Regions from separate parts of the Homo sapiens genome. Here region 1 is linked to region 2. The links are chromatin loops, found by intact Hi-C in ENCODE. Cell type or tissue: PC-3. All regions are shown on one strand. Region 1 overlaps MACROD2 (mono-ADP ribosylhydrolase 2). Region 2 overlaps MACROD2 (mono-ADP ribosylhydrolase 2).

The links. A loop is a pair of places that touch in the nucleus more often than their neighbours do. Peaks named below come from ENCODE experiments on the same cell type or tissue, not always from the same donor. Only the 100,000 strongest peaks of a DNase experiment are listed, where the experiment ranks them.
Region 1: it touches region 2 in a loop (6-fold over the local background); 1 of 110 quality-filtered maps calls a loop at or near these places.

Annotation. Positions count from the first base shown.
Region 1 is chr20:14,924,053-14,926,552 of GRCh38, forward strand. The region is part of intron 5 of MACROD2 (mono-ADP ribosylhydrolase 2); the gene reads left to right. All of the region lies in intron 1 of MACROD2-AS1 (MACROD2 antisense RNA 1), which reads right to left. Among named protein-coding and RNA genes, the nearest start is that of MACROD2-AS1, 4.2 kb to the right of the region's middle. In PC-3, no CTCF peak of the experiment used is centred here; a DNase peak (open chromatin) is centred at 1,469.
Region 2 is chr20:14,819,658-14,822,157 of GRCh38, forward strand. The region is part of intron 5 of MACROD2 (mono-ADP ribosylhydrolase 2); the gene reads left to right. Among named protein-coding and RNA genes, the nearest start is that of MACROD2-AS1, 110 kb to the right of the region's middle. In PC-3, no CTCF peak of the experiment used is centred here; DNase peaks (open chromatin) are centred at 1,424 and 1,754; H3K4me3 peaks cover 1,478 bases; H3K27ac peaks cover 1,716 bases.

The sequences.
Region 1 (2,500 bases), 100 kb after region 2:
GTTTTAAATTAGACCAAGGCTATTTTTAGTTTTTGGAAAGTTAGCTTATAACAAAAATCTTGCTTTTTCATAAAAAAGTTAAGCATATTAAAAAACAGAAAAATAATACCATATGGAAATAGAGTTGGCTGGGTGTGGTGGCTTGTGCCTGTAATTCCAGCACTTTGGGAGGCTGAGGCGGGTGCATCACTTGAGGCCAAGCCTGGCCAAACATTGTCTCTACTAAAAATACAGAAATTAGCCTGGCGTGGTGGTACACGTCTGTAATCCCAGCTACTGGGAAGGATGAGGCATAAGAATTGCTTGAACCTGGAAGGTGGAGGTTGCTGTGAGCCGAAATCATGCCACTGCACTCTAGCCTGGGTGACAGAGCAATACTCTGCCTCAAAAAATAAAAATAAAAAATAAAAAATAAAAAAAAAGAAAGAAAGTAGAGTTAAATACCACAGATATAGGAAGTCTAGACAATATCAAAGGAATAAGATGATGCGATTTTGAACTAGGAAAGGGTAGATGAGAGCATTTATTTATCTAAGATCTTTTGTATAGATAAGCAGAGTAAACAATCACCCTTATATATGTAGCTCTTTAGTCTGCACCAAGACACTGTCCAAGTGGGAAACAGGGAGACTCAAGCAAATATCCTGTTGGTGTTGTCTCTTTATCCTACTTTAAAAAACACTAGGATCTGGACTGTGAAATCTGAGAGCAGTCTCTGAAGAGACACAGATGAAAGTGAAAATGCTGCTCTATTTTCTATCACCCAATTTCTTGTCACAGTTACTATCATTAAAACATATTAAAAACATGGAAAGGGCTGAAAGGGAAGGTACAAATCTAATAAGATTTGTAATATAAATAACCCTCAGTATGTTTTTATTCCCGATTGCCTTGCCTCCTTAGGTTCTGATATTTAAAGATTGGGTTAAATATCTCCTTTTCTGTGTATAAGGTATTGGCACAATTTTTTTTTTTCTTATTCACTTCTCCTCATCAGGCAGGTGGTTGAAACTACGTAATGCTTGTCTTTTATGGCCATTTTCAGAGAGAATCATTTTCACCAGGGGACGATCTCCTGTGTTTTTTGTTTTGTTTTGTTTTTTTACCCTTTTCTCTCAATCTCATCTCAAAGATAAATGGGAGTTAACAACTCTGGTTAAGATTATGCTCATTTTCAAATGCTTTCTTTATACTTTTTAGCCTTCCATAATATAAATAATATTGTGGTGCTATTGTAATAACAAATCCAGGAAAAAGAAACACCTTACTGTCCCAGACTGATCTTAGTTTCAGAAAACTCTGCCCTCAGATAGTGGTTATACATAATACTTATCCACTGCACCCAATCACCAGGGTGCTATTTTGTAATGAGAAGTCCAGAGAATTTTCTGAAGGCATGACTTAATCATCAAATTACCAGATTTTAAAAGGCTGTTACATGTTTCTATCTCTGTTCATTGATTCTGCATGAGTCATCATCCTTGGAAAGGAAAATGACATTTCCCCCATTGGAAATTGGCAGAATACATACAGAAGGCTTAACTTCTAAAGTTCTCTGCATATGGGGCTCTTGAGCTGTTATATCCTCTAGAAACCTTGGTCATTCAGATATTTGTGATTTGTATAGCGTAGAATGTACTTCACCAATCTTCCTTCTCCACAGAGTATGACAACATCTCTACTGCGTTCATATGACCTTTTTATGTTTATTGTACAACAGTATTTGCATTCGAATTGGTACCTTAAATTATAATCTCTAAACAAGATTTCTTGGTGCGTTTCATTGGAACAGATTCAAAGAAAGAGATACAGGATAGGATTATCAATGGCCTGGCTCGCAGGGACTTATATAGTATGTTCCTGACCTCTCTGGTGGAGTTTAATGGAAATGGCTTTGGAGACAGGAAATACTGGGTTCCAGCCTTGTCTCTGTGGCATACTTACTCCATGAATTTAGGCAAGTTATTTGTCTCTTCACATGGTCATTGAGAAAATGAAATAACAAATCTGTATCAGTAAGGCACCTGGGACAGGTAGCCTCTTGATGGATATTACTTTTCTTTTTCCCAGGCTGTCCTGTTGCCATCTTCACACTTTTGCCTAAATGCAGAGTTTGTTTGTTTGTTTGTTTGTTTTTTAATAGCTAGGGCATTATTTAAACATTTTTGTTAATTGAGAAATATCTGAAGCAGTTTTTAAAAAAATAGGGAGCACTGGCCAGGTGCGGTGGCTCACACCTGTAATCCCAGCACTTTAGGAGGCTGAGGCAGGTGGATCATGAGGTCAAGAGATCAAGACCATCCTGGCCAACATGGTGAATCCCCGTCTCTACTAAAAAATACAAAAAATTAGCTGGGTATGGTGGTGCGTGCCTGTAGTCCCAGCTACTCAGGAGACTGAGGCAGGAGAATCACTTGAACCCTGGAGGCAGAGGTTGCAGTGAGCCGAGATTGCATCACTGCACTCCAGCCTGGTGACAGAGCAAGACTCCGTCAAAAAA
Region 2 (2,500 bases):
ATTTTAGGGATCAGAAAAGGCTTTCTGCAGGAAGTAAATTTTAAGCTGAAAGTTAAAAGAGGATGACTAAGCTAAAGTGGGAGTCAGGGGAGCGGAAAGGAGAGAAGTGTTCTAGGCACTGGGAAGGCCCAGAGGCCTTATTCTAGCATTGAAAGGACAATGTGGCTGGGACATTGAGTTCAGGAGGGAGAGTGGAGACAGAAGAAGCCGAGGAGATGGAAGCCCTGTGAAAGATGCAGCAGATATCATGATGTTGTTCCCAACCTAAAAGCCCTGGGAAGCCCATGAAGGAGATTCCTCTGGCTCTGGTGTGTGGGCAGATTGAAGAGGAATATACCAAATGAAAGGAAGCATCCTAAGTAATTCTGATGATCATCCCGGAGTGCTGCTGGTGAAGGTGGACAGAGTAGATTTCTTTGAGAGATACTGAGGACTTAGGAAGAGAAGACTTGGGAGAGTTTGCACTGAAGAAGGGAGAAAGCAATAGCATTGTCTGTGCTTTTGATTTGAAGGAAAGGGTAAATGTTAGTGAAATAGCTTCTGAAGGCCTTTAAGAAGACTGCCTACATAGAAAGCCTACTTCTATCTGCCGGCCAAAGATCTGGAGGAACCTCATCCTTTCATTCTAAAAGGAGTCGTGGATGTAGATTTAACCGTTCTGGTATCTGAAGGTGGTGGGATTAGGAATAATTTTTCTTCCTTTTTTTTTTTTTTTTTTTGTTTTCTCTGCTTTAGTTTTATAATTAAAAAGGAATTTTCTTATAAAAATACAGCTACTGTGATATCTTCTGCTGAACATGTGGCTCAACTTACTCACAAGGTCAGGAAAGTTGGGCCCAAGGCATAACTGCTTAAACTCAAGAAAAGAGAAAAGACAATTTCATCACCAGTGTAATTAAGTGAGCTTCCCTACAATATCTTAACTTAGCTTCTCATCTAAGTAATATGAATCCAGGTATAGTGGGTTTTGGTGTTTATTTTAATCTTGTATTGTCATTAGCCAGTTAGTTACATTAGTTACCCTTGGGTGTATTGTGGAAATAGATTTCCGTTACATTCTTTTTTTCCCCCCTTTTTAAGGATTTAGAGTATTATGCCTGAGTGAATTGATTCATAGGGATTTTACTTACTCATTCGTTGTGCGCTGCTGTGTTTTTGTTCTCCATCTGGTTAAGCTGCCGTGACTCTCTGTATAGCATTTGCACAGTGTTCACATGATGCTTGGGTACTTAGGTGTCAGTTTTTCATTATGCCCGGATGATGTGCGTTGCGTGGAAAGCCTCCGGAACCGTAAACTCTCATTTCCCAATCATGAATAGTTAGGAAACCAGAGTTCGGCATTTTCATTAACATAGGGTCTTACATGCCAGTTCAGCTTACTACCTGCTAAGCCTCCTAGTCTGTTGGAAAATGTGCATTGGCAGTTTTCCAGTCTTGCTAAGACTCATAAATAGATGCCTTTCATATGAAATGTATTTGCTTTGGCATATTGACACTGGAATACATTATTCTTTTAGCAGTTGAACAAATTAAAATAAAAATGATGACTTCTTTTTTTCAGTATACTAAAATGAGCATAATTGGGTTAATATCTTAATCTGGCAGTCAGGAATTAGCTTGTATACCCACAACCACATAATTTCACTAAGGGAAGTTTACATGTTTCCTTTTCCTTGTTCTGTTGATGACCTTCCTACGTGTCAATAACTAGCAGAGAGTTTGGTCAGATAAAGGGGTTGGAATAACCTGGAGAGCTTACCAAAAAAAATCCTTATCTCTGAGTACCATCTCTGTAAAATCCTGGTTTAATTGGTCTTGGGTTCAGCCTGAGCACCTGGATTTTTTTCAAAGTTCCCAGATGATTTCAATGTGCAGTCAAGGCTGAGAACACTCGCTCTCATCATGTGTACCAGAGACAATACTTTCGTAAGCAAACAGCCTCACCTAATTGTTTCTTTCTCTTTTGTTTTCCCTAAGTCTAGTCCACATCTTTGGGCATGGTCCTTGAGTAGGAGAATAAGAGAGCTATTGAATGGTCCAAGAAGATTCAGATGGCTTCATTTTACACTCCAGTTGATCATATAGAAGTTTAGGGAGAACACTCAAGACCACTGGGAGCTACTATGTAGGTGAATAGATTTGTCCAAGACCCACTCTGGCACTTCCAAGCTGGCCCTGGTGTACTCATGAGTAAAGCCTGCCAGTGTATACTTACATTTCCAAAGACTTCCGTTTAGTAAGGGCTGCCTGATCTTATAGGTGCCTCAGACTGGTCCTTCTACAAGTATAGTTGTTTTATTTCATACTTCTAAATGGATGTTTGATATTGTTTAGGATTCAAATGTTTATTCAGAAATCCATAAAGTAGGTATTTGACATCTCATAGTTTTGAACAAAATGGTAAGAACAAGATATATCAAAATATATCTTGAAGGCATGAGTACCATAGACCTTTTAGAAGTGCATTTTCTAGCATCTTGTACAAAACAAGACCCTTATT